Regions from separate parts of the Homo sapiens genome. Here region 1 is linked to region 2. Evidence: chromatin contacts called from ENCODE Hi-C or POLR2A ChIA-PET data. All regions are on one chromosome and are shown on one strand. Each heading gives the region's core, a stretch centred on a gene start or an enhancer-like site at or near the end of the contact. The rest is flanking DNA. Distances are from core to core; before and after follow the strand shown. Region 1 has its middle 8.1 kb from the start of MOG. Region 2 holds the start of OR10C1 (olfactory receptor family 10 subfamily C member 1).

Evidence for each region. A loop is a pair of places that touch in the nucleus more often than their neighbours do. ChIA-PET counts read pairs that join two places held with the same protein, here RNA polymerase II (POLR2A).
Region 1: a map of K562 shows a loop between it and region 2 (4-fold over the local background). The contact joins the enhancer-like site here to the promoter of OR10C1 in region 2. A Hi-C loop is called at or near these places in 1 of 168 maps with a recorded cell type or tissue (K562). POLR2A ChIA-PET finds 5 or more read pairs at or near these places in 1 of 52 experiments (activated T-cell).

The regions. Positions count from the first base shown.
Region 1 is chr6:29,645,941-29,651,964 of GRCh38, forward strand. No RefSeq gene overlaps it. Among named protein-coding and RNA genes, the nearest start is that of MOG, 8.1 kb to the right of the region's middle. RefSeq lists an enhancer at 2,632-3,252. Within about 2 kb of position 4,216, at least 33 of the 41 ENCODE cell types and tissues checked have a DNase peak (open chromatin) inside an H3K27ac peak, as active enhancers do.
Region 2 is chr6:29,435,367-29,440,973 of GRCh38, forward strand. OR10C1 (olfactory receptor family 10 subfamily C member 1) reads left to right here and starts at 3,940. Exons shown (of 1, transcript NM_013941.4): 1 at 3,940-5,607. The coding sequence starts at 4,650. The coding sequence ends at 5,588. The region is part of intron 1 of OR11A1 (olfactory receptor family 11 subfamily A member 1); the gene reads right to left. RefSeq lists an enhancer at 5,108-5,607.

The sequences.
Region 1 (6,024 bases), core at 2,966-5,465, 210 kb after region 2:
ACCCTGTCTCTATTAAAAATACTAAAATTAGCCAGGTGTGGTGGTGGACACCTGTAATCCCAGCTACTCAGGAGGCTGAGGCAGGAGAATCACTTGAACCGGAGAGGCAGAGGTTGCAGTAAGCTGAGTTTGCGCCATTGCTCTCCAGCCTGGGTGACAGAGTGAGACACCATCTCAAATAAAAAAGAAAAGAAAAAAAAGATCTTGGAATGCTTTTTTTCTGCCTGTGTATTGATATTATTCTTAAGGGGCTCATAAGAAAACTAAATATATATATTTACATATATATATATATATAAAATCACCCAGGTTGGAGTGCAGCGGTGCAATCTCAGCTCACTGCAATATCTGCCTCCAGGGTTCAAGCAATTCTTTTGCCTCAGCCTCCCCAGTAGCTAGGATTTCAGGCATGCACCACCATGCCTGGCTAATTTTTGTATTTGAAGTAGAGACAGGGTTTCGCCATGTTGGCCAGGCTGGTTTTGAACTCTGGACCTCAAATGACCCTCCTGCCTAAAGTACTGGGATTACAGGGGTGAGCCACCATGCCTGGCCCAGAAAATATTATTGTTATTTAATATGACCTGCCATAACTACCATTAAAAGTAGTACAGGTGTGCAAAAGAAACTTATCTGGCTATGGCTGGGCGCGGTGCTCACGCCTGTAATCCCAGCACTTTGGGAGGCTGAGGCAGACTGATCATGAGGTCAGGAGATCAAGACCATCCTGGCTAACATGGTGAAACCCTGTCTCTACAAAATATACAAGAAAAAATTAACCGGGCATGGTGGCGGGTGCCAGCTACTCGGGAGGCTGAGGCAGGAGAATGGCGTGAACCTGGGAGGCGGAGCTTGCAGTGAGCAGAGATCGCGCCACTGCACTCCAGCCTGGGCAAGAGAGCAAGACTCGGTCTCAAAAAGAAAAGAAAAGAAAAGAAATCTTACCTGGTTGTAAGATTTTTTTCTCATTTAGTCAATAAATATTTATGGAATAGGGCAGTTTGGGATCACACACATGAGCTAAGCATGATGTCAGCCTTCATAGCTCCTACAATGTGGTATGGTGATTTTTTTTTCTTTTTGAGATGGGAGTCTCACTGTGTCAACCAGCCTCAAACAGTCCTTCCATCTCAGCCTCCCAAGTACCTGGGACTACAGGTGCATGCCACCATGCCCAGCTACTTTTTTGTATTTTTGATAGAAACAGGGTTTTGCCATGTTGGCCAGGCTGATCTCAAATTCCTTTCCTCAAGTGATCCGCCTGCCTTGGCCTCCAAGAGTGCTGGGATTACAGGCATGAGCCACTGCACCCAGCCAATGATTTTAAAACTGGAATACAGAAAGAGAAGAAGAAAGTCATGCTCCATCTTTATTATTTAAAAATCAGAACAGATACACATATTTGTTGTGAGCACTAATTAAAATATCCTTAAAGTTTCCTTACCTTGGAGTGGAATTATTTGCATATGTATACACATGATGCTGACTTTAGAAGAAAAGTTACAAGTTAAAACACGTTTGATTAATAAAAGAAAAAGAAATAAATTATACATAAATTTAGCTTTGTTGCTGAAAATCACCTCTCCAAACATAGAGTTCAGGTTGGGGCAAATAAAAAATTGCATAAAACAAAAAGGCTAAGAAATGGTACAAAAAACTCAGAGAACCACTACTTCACGTTTCCCAATAAAGCATCTTTTATATTTATAAAAGTTAAGCCTGCATATCTCTGCCCCCAATTGCAGCAGAAACACCTGAAAAAGAATGCCAGTCTGGTCTTGCTCTGACAATGGTTTTCTGACTGACCTTGAGCCTGTCACAACCCGTCTGGCCTCAATTTCATCAACTGTAAAATAAGAATAAAACTATTTGATATCTTTAACTCACATACTATTGTGAGAAATAAATACAATCATAGACAAATGTTTTCAGAATGTGAAAATGCTATAGGAACACACTTTTTCTCCAGTGGCTGGCATAAAAGTGTTGGTATGCTATACCACCAAGTCATTAGATATGAGTTAATTTCTGGATTACTGTTTCAGTAAGAATAAGCTCTACACAACTTCAGCAAGTGATGTTGGTATGTCATCCACAAAGTTCTATCACCCTATTCCATAGCATACCCCTGTTGAACTTCCCACATCCCTGTCTTCCCTTAGCTTCCTGTATCCAACCTCAGCGCAATAGCTCAGTTTGACCATTAGATGGTACCAGTTACAAGGCAAACTTAGGTCCCTTCAGAAACTGAGCATTTCTAAAAAGCAAATATTTTTTCAGGTTTGTTTGTAACTTAAACAACAAAAAAATCATTATTTTAAAGGCCATATGCTCACTGTGAAAATATATCAGGTGGTGTATGAAATAATAAGTAAATTATCTGCCGGGCGCGGTGGCTCACGCTTGTGATCCCAGCACTTTGGGAGGCCTAGGCGGGCAGGCAGATCACGAGGTCAGGAGTTGGAGACAAGCCTGGCCAACACAGTGAAACCCTGTCTCTACTAAAAATACAAAAATTAGGCCGGGCGCGGTGGCTCACGCCTGTAATCCCCGCACTTTGGGAGGCCGAGGCGAGCGGATCACGAGGTCAGGAGATCGAGATCATCCTGGCTAACACGACGAAACCCCGTCTACTTAAAAAAAAATACAAAAATTAGCCGAGGGTGGTGGCGGGCGCCTGAAATCCCAGCTACTCAGGAGGCTGAGGCAGGAGAATCGCTTGAACCTGGGAGGCGGAGGTTGCAGTGAGCTGAGATCACGCCACTGCACTCTAAGAGTGAAACCATGTCTCAAAAAAAAAAAAAAGTCAAAAATACTAATAAAAATACTAATCTCGTAGTTAACAGATTGCTGTGACCTAGAGCAAGTAAAGGTGTAATTATCAGCCTATAGGGGTTAGAGTGGCAAGAAGATGCCTGAGGGTGAGCCTACAGCCTAAAAGATAATAGAATACAAAGGCTGAAGACCTACAGGCAGGGATTCTTTGTCATTCATTCTTTCAGCAAACTTATTCTAATATGTATCCCTCACTATTCAATGCCCAGGAGGGCACAGGGAAAATAAGACGAAGTCCTGCCCTCACTGGCTAACATTCTAAGCACAGGTGCTGCACAAGAGGTGTTATGTTTTTTGGGGGAGCCAGACACAGGCCTAAGCACTTTATGTACCTTGTCTCATTTAATCCTCACATCAGCACCACGAGGTGACAGAATTATCATTTTGCAGTTAAATAAATTGATATTTCTTCATGGCCAGGTGCAGTGGCTCACGCCTGTAATCCCAGCACTTTGGGAGGCTGAGGCGGGTGGATCACCTGAAGTCGGAGTTCGAGACCAGCCTGACCAACATGGAGAAACCCCATCTCTACTAAAAATACAAAATTAGCCGGGCATAGTGGCGCATAGCCTGTAATCCCAGCTACTCGGAAGGCTGAGGCAGGAGAATCACTTGAATCCAGGAGGTGGAGGTTGCGGTGAGCCGAGATCGCGCCACTGCACTCCAGCCTGGGCAACAAGAGCAAAACTCCGTCTCAAAAAAAAAAAAAAAAAAAAGAGAGATTTCTTTAAGCTCTTTGCCTAGGGTCACAGGTCTTTCCACAGGACCGTAGACTAGAGTCAGATGTGTTCCTCAATCAATTAGGAAAGGGTGGTGCTGGAATTTGCATCTGAGTATTCCAAGCTTCTATATTCTCATATTCTGGAATGAGGATATTATGAGTCCTGAAACAACTCTAGAAATTCTAGGCTACATAATTATCCCTCCATAACGTGTTCTCTGCCAGAATAATAATGAAAAAAAAGTACTGTGGTGGCCAGACCCCAAGATGATTGGCGAAGTGAAAGTTGCCCAGTTCCAAAATGGCCACCACCGCACTTTCCTGGCGTCGGAGCGACTACGTAGTGACAGAAGGACCATCAGCAGGTGGGTGCTCACAGGGACTGTGCCAGTTGCCAAACTGGCCACCTGGGCCTTTCTTCTCCTGAGCAACAGCCAAGCAACATTATAGGCTTCAGGCCTACCTAGCCCAGGCTGGGTTAAAGCAGATAAACGAAGCGGACAGCGGAGGAAAAGCACGTAACCAAGTGCAGTGGGTCTGAAGCGAAAGGCAAGAAAAGCTCTGCCCTTAGGAACGGGGTGTCACTGCGCGGCTCGCAGGCACCTCTCTTTGACCTATTTATAATCTGCGCCTTATTCTCCGCCCCCAAAGGCTGCTGGCAACCAATTCTCGGTGGCGAAGTCGTGACGTCAGCTGTTGCGGGTCAGATTGGGAGAGCTTCCTGGTCCTTACCTAGCAAGATTCTGCCGCTAGGTGGCGAAAAGCGAAGGGGCCAAAGAAATGGAAAGAAGGCGAGGAAAAGCGGGAGAAGATGGGGAAGGAAAATGTATATTCTTGTATCATCCTACAGCTAGGCAAAAATATTAGGATAATGTGGCCTAACCTCCAGTTCTATGTTGGCTGGAAAATCCAGGAATGGGAAGCTCACTCCCGTAGTTCCCACTCATTCCCACCACGGTTGGACAGCTCTGAAGGAGGGAAAATTCTTTCTTTTGAGCTGAAATCTGCCTTCAGAGTCTTGCACCCAACTGTTCTACCCCACGGGGACCTACAGAACAGCCCAAAGCCTCTTACGCAGGACAACCCATAGCAGTTTGATTAAAATCAGCGCAAACCCATTCCCATTTGGTGAGGGGGGAGGGGGAGGGGCAAGCCTCAGTGCCTGACTCACTTGACTCACAAGAAGCTGAATGTTTTTCCTTTTGAAAGATAAAAATATTGGTGAATCTCAGACTAACAATAGGGAATACACAAAAATGGAAAAAATGTTGATAGATAAAATTTAAACCTTTGGTAGAACATAATTAGTTTTTTGTTCTCTACATTTTTCCATATCGTTTCTAATTTTTCTACACTGTATGTGTTACTTAAAGAAATAAACCAGTAGGCCAGGCGCGGTGGCTCACGCCTGTAATCCCAGCACTTTGGGAGGCCGAGGCGGGCGGATCACGAGGTCAGGAGATCGAGACCATCCTGGCTAATACGGTGAAACCCCGTCTCTACTAAAAAAATACAAAAAATTAGCCAGGCATGGTGACGCACCCCTGTAATCCCAGCTACTCAGGAGGCTGAGGCAGGAGAATGGCGTGAACCCGGGAGGCGGAGCTTGCAGTGAGCCGAGATCGTGTCACTGCACTCCAGACTGGGCGACAGAGCAAGACTCTGTCTCAAAAAAAAAAAAAAAAAAGAAAAAGAAATAAACCAGTATGGCCGGGCGCGGTGGCTCATGCCTGCAATCCCAGCACTTTGGGAGGACGAGGCGGGTGGATCACGAGGTCAGGAAATCGAGCCCATCCTGACCAATATGGTGAAACCTCGTCTCTACTAAAATACAAAAAATTAGCCGGGCGTGGTGGCGGGTGCCTGTAGTCCCAGCTACAAAGGAGGGTGAGGCAGGAGAATCCCTTGAACCCGGGAGGTGGAGGTTGCAGTGAGCCAAGATCGTGCCATTGCACTCCAGCCTGGGCAACAAGAGCGAAACTCCGTCTCAAAAAAAAAAAAGAAAGAAAAGAAAAAGAAATAAAGCAGTATGAAAGAGCAGCCCCTGGCTGCATTCACCACAGCACCCATGCTCACACATGCTACAGGCGCTCACTTGCTGGGAGCTGCCTCACATTGATTCGGATCAGTGTTCTCATTTCTCCGACCTACCTAGGAAGCATCTGGCTAAATTGATGTAAATTAGACATTTTATAGTCTATCGGTCATTGAGCCTCAGTGGAATATCTAGACCAATTTAAACACACAAATATTATGGGAAATAGGGCCACAAAAGTAGAAAAGAAAACGTGAATTCCTCTTTATATTTATGCCACTAGAGGGAGTTCCAGAAGAAAATCACTGCATGTAAGGGCTAATGACTGTATTTACTGAGTGGTTACTGTGTACCATTCACAGTTCACAGGGACTCATTCATGTCATTCTCATGATAACCCTGATGAAGTGGATGATATTATTCCCTCACTCAC
Region 2 (5,607 bases), core at 2,690-5,189:
AAGTTTGACAACCATTTATGTTGTTTGGCTTTGGTCACATATATATCCTATTTTGTATCAGTAATTCCAGTTGGAAAAGAAACCACACATTTCCATGAGTCTCCCATGTTACTAAAATATTTCATAAGCTCGAGCTCAGTGATGTTTTCTGATTATTTGTTCCTTAGACTCCAGCCTAGGCATCCAAGGCAATCTGAATCCATAGAAACTTTAATAACAGTACATCATGGACCTAACCCAAAATATTGTTCAATCTCTTATCTTTGAAAACTTCTTGAGGATTAACAATATATTTTAATACAAAAGAGATAGTATTCAACCCAGCAGGATTTTACAAAAACAAATTATAGCTCTTTGTGGTTTCTGTTAGAGATTTACATAGTCTTACCATTTAGATTTCTTCTTCACTAGACTACGAATTAGAAGTAAATATTATCCAGGGCAGATGGTGTATCCTATTCATCTTTGTATCCCAAGAATATTTTAGCTGTGTCATAAATGATTAGTGAATAAGTAGCAATGCATGAATGCATGAATGAAAAAATAAAAATGGTCACTTGATTCATAATCCCTGGCCTTCTAAAAATATATTAACACAATGTCCGGTTGAAAAGAAAGTTCCAAACATTCCACCAGTAGACATGACTAGCAATAGAGTTGACCTTCATTATTTGTGGATTCAGTATTTGCAAAGTCACCTGCTCCCTAACATCTATTTTTAACCCCTAGCTCAATACTCACAGCACCTTCGCAGTCGTTCATGGACAAGTGCATGAACACAGTGACAAAAAGTTTGAGACACACTGTATGCATCCCCACCTGATGCTGAGCAAGGAAACGCTCTGTCCTCTTGTTTCAGCTATTATACTGTAAACAAGTGTCCTTTTCATGATTTCCTGATTTGCTGAATGCCATATTTTTCACATTTTTTGTTTGTTTTTTGGTGATTTCATAATTCAAAATAGCCCCAAATGTAGCGCTGAAGTGCTGTCCCATGCTCCTGAGCACAAAAATGTTGCAATGGATCTTACGGAGAAAATGCATTTGCTAGATAAGCTCTGTTCAGGCATGTGTTATAGGGCTGTTGGCTGTGGGTTCAACGTTAATGATCAACGATATATATTATATAAGATGTGTTTAAACAGAAACACACTTACAATAAGGTTATTTATTGATCAGGTGACAAAAATGTGACCAAAAACTCATAGGAATCTAACCCTGCATCTCCCCTAAAGCAAGGAATTATTTAATATTTGCTCCTACAGGGTTCAAGGCAACTTTATAGAATGCAACTGCAGTGAATAATAAGAATCAGCTGTGTCTGCATTTTAAAGATGAGAAATATGAGTCTCATTAAAATGAAGTGAATTGTACAAAGTTATAGAATAGGTTAGTCATAGAGCCAGCATTAAAACCCTGGCCTAGTTCAGTGCTCTGTCAGCTGTATCTTCAGTTCTGAAAATGCAATAAGAAAAGATAAAATACGGAATTCAGTCGGCCAGTGGCCCGCAATCCTCTTCTCTCGGTTCCTCTTTCCTCGCTCAAGATGGCGCTGCTCGCGAAGCGTTCTTGGCGTTGGGCGGCCGCAGCGGCTGCTTTCGAAAAGCGCCAGCACAATGAGATACCATCTCACACCAGCTAGAATGCCGATCATTAAAAAGTCAGGAAACGACAGGTGCTGGAGAGGATGTGGAGAAATAGGAACACTTTTACGCTGTTGGTGGGACTGTAAACTAGTTCAACCATTGTGGAAGTCAGTGTGGCGATTCCTCAGGGATCTAGAACTAGAAATACCATTTGACCCAGCAATCCCATTACTGGGTATATACCCAAAGGATTATAAATCATGCTGCTATAAAGACACATGCACATGTATGTTTATTGTGGCACTATTCACAATAGCAAAGACTTGGAACCAACACAAATGTCCAACAATGATAGACTGGATTAAGAAAATGTGGCACATACACACCATGGAATACTATGCAGCCATTCTGCATCTTTCTAATGACAAGAATATTCTCCAGCATAACCACAATACTATTATTACACCCAAGGGAATTAACATTGAACCAATAATATAAAACCCATATTCAACTTTCCCACTTGTTCCAAATCTTTTTTATAGTTGTTTTTATTTTGTTTTGTTGATGACGTAGGATCCAGTCAAAAATCATGAATGACATTTTATTGCCATGGCTTTTGGTCTTCTTCAATCTGGAACGATGTCATCTCCCATCTTTGCTTTGTCTTTAAAGACATGGATATTTTTTAAGAGTTTGTGTCAGTTGTCTATAGAATATGCCACAATATGGATTTGTCTGACTGTTTTCTTATACTCCAATTAAACATTTTTAGCAATAATACTACATAGGTTACACTAAGAGTGGACAAATAGCAATCCAAATTATTCTACTCCATTCTGTTCCCTGTAACATTAATGGCATCATCTTCAGCCATAACAGGGCTACACTCTGGGAGTAGATGACTGATGAGCTGAGAGAAAACAGATTCCTGAGGAATTCTGGATCAGAGCAGCCATATTTCCCTGAACTACAAATCTTTAGACATTTAAGTGAGAGATAAATTTTCATTCTCTTTGAGCCATTGGCATTTCCATTACTTTCAGCCAAATCTAATAAATAAATGAAATGATAAAATATAAAGGAGTCAGAAGAAAACTAAGTACGAAATCCAGTTTATGTAAACCCTGAACTTCTAGTTATATAAATTAATAAGTAAATTTATTACTTAAACCCGTTGGAGTTGGGGCTTGTTATAATGGTTGGTATGTCTTGAAAACATTCTATTTGACACACAGCTTTTATCACATCTATGAAAATGTATAAAAACACAGAAGAAACAAATCAAATAATAGATACCAATGATAAAAATGCAAAGAAAGATTTGTATAATAAATGAAAAAGAAATCAAAGCAAGAAAAATTAGTGACAATTGTATAAGAAAATGACATTTAGCACCTCAATTAGGTCAAAACATGTTTATTTCTCTTTTATATTATTAGTTACCTGTAGAATCAATAAAACCTGCAAGGGACCCTATAAATAGTTATCAAATAAATTGATTACTGGATTATATCAATATACATAAGAAGGGTAAAATTGCATTATTACTTTTTGTAGATGTACTAGAACATCTACAGTGATGGGAAAAAATCATGAGAAAAAAGAAGAAAATTAAAATGGTTGAACCAGAGATATGGGAGAACTAAGAGAAACCAATAGCTCTGGATATATTCTTTGAAATGTTCTTAACAGGTCATTCTGTATTTCTTGCAATCTAAGAAACAGATTCAAAATAACAGATTAATTGGTTTTGTGAAGCATTCTCCCCATTGGAAAGCCAAGAATGCTTGGAGACTCAGATCCTCAGAGAGCTTAAAGAGAGACAACAAACCTAAGAGAGGCTTCCTCAAGAGGGATCCACTATGTAGATAAAAAAGAAGATAAGCAAGTCACAAATGCCATCTGCCTTCACTGGTTATTTCTCCAAATAGAAAATAGAAAGACACCTTTGAGATAATATCTTCTGGAAAACACTGAAAGAGCCCCCAGAGGAGAATGAACCAAGGGCTCTTCAACTGCAAAAGGATATCAGTGTGTGGACTTGTATTTCTAATACACAACCTTGAATATGGCTGGAATATTGAATTTGTGTATATATTCAAGTGTATCTTTGGGTGTTTATAGTTTTATGTTCAGTGTATTTAGACTTTTACTGTTATCTGTAATAATGCCAATAGAATACATGATTTGCAACTTTAGATAAATCTGGCATCTGGGAATATTAGGCTATTCTTCTGTGCCTGTATTTTGAAATATAATTTGACAGTGTGTGAATTTGTGGAGTTTATGTGTGTAGTTTGGGGATTTTCATGTTTACAATGTAAGAGGACTAAGTTTGAAAGTCTGTAAGATGCAGAAATAAGCAATTAAGGAAGTTCTTGTCATCTTTTGCCTGAGCATGTTTTAAAACTAGAGAAATGCTCACCCCTCTAAATAGTTGAACTGTTTAATGCTATAGGAGCTTAAAAAGAGAGGATCTTTCTCATTTTTTTTCTCCTCCTTGAACACTGTGAAATTTATGGTAAAATGACAGAAAAAGAAGAAAGACTAAGTGAATCTGGTAACTAAAGAAAGAGCTGGAAAAAAGAAAACTAGAGGGCAAGAGGTGATAAGAGAGGTCACCTCTTATCAGACAGGAGACAAGTTGATGGAGAAAAAGATCTGCTATGAGGGAAAATTCTGTCTCCAGCCCTGCAGGAAGAATTGGAAAATCAGAAAAGAGTGAAAAGGGAGCTAGACTGACTTAATCTTCAGCCCAGGTAAAACTGGAAAGACAGTTTAACATGTTCTTTAGAATGATAGGCACTATCAGGAAGAGATGAAGTCAGGGATTCAGGCTCAGAGAGACAAATACTCATCCAGGATCCCAAGAGTGAGCAAGGGTGGAATATGGACTCCAGGCAAGGCTGCCTAATTTCAAAGTCCATGATATTCTAATAGAAAGGGAGATCTAGTGCTGCGATCAGATGCAGAGAGAGGTCATCTTTGCCCATTTCACGATTCCATAGTTGTGATTTTTCCTTGCCATTTCTTTTGTCTTCCAGTCAAAGGTATGCAGGCAGGATGAGTGCAAACACCTCCATGGTGACTGAGTTTCTTCTTCTCGGCTTCTCCCACCTGGCCGACCTCCAGGGCTTGCTCTTCTCTGTCTTTCTCACTATCTACCTGCTGACCGTGGCAGGCAATTTCCTCATTGTGGTGCTGGTCTCCACTGATGCTGCCCTCCAGTCCCCTATGTACTTCTTCCTGCGCACCCTCTCGGCCTTGGAGATTGGCTATACGTCTGTCACGGTCCCCCTGCTACTTCACCACCTCCTTACTGGCCGGCGCCACATCTCTCGCTCTGGATGTGCTCTCCAGATGTTCTTCTTCCTCTTCTTTGGCGCCACGGAGTGCTGCCTCCTGGCAGCCATGGCCTATGACCGCTATGCAGCCATCTGTGAACCCCTCCGCTACCCACTGCTGCTGAGCCACCGGGTGTGTCTACAGCTAGCTGGGTCGGCGTGGGCCTGTGGGGTGCTGGTGGGGCTGGGCCACACCCCTTTCATCTTCTCTTTGCCCTTCTGCGGCCCCAATACCATCCCGCAGTTCTTCTGTGAGATCCAGCCTGTCCTGCAGCTGGTATGTGGAGACACCTCGCTTAATGAACTGCAGATTATCCTGGCAACAGCCCTCCTCATCCTCTGCCCCTTTGGCCTCATCCTGGGCTCCTACGGGCGTATCCTCGTTACCATCTTCCGGATCCCATCTGTTGCGGGCCGCCGCAAGGCCTTCTCCACCTGCTCCTCCCACCTGATCATGGTCTCCCTCTTCTATGGCACCGCACTCTTTATCTATATTCGCCCTAAGGCCAGCTACGATCCGGCCACTGACCCTCTGGTGTCCCTCTTCTATGCTGTGGTCACCCCCATCCTCAACCCCATCATCTACAGCCTGCGGAACACAGAGGTCAAAGCTGCCCTAAAGAGAACCATCCAGAAAACGGTGCCTATGGAGATTTGAAAAGGGGGCGATAGTGACT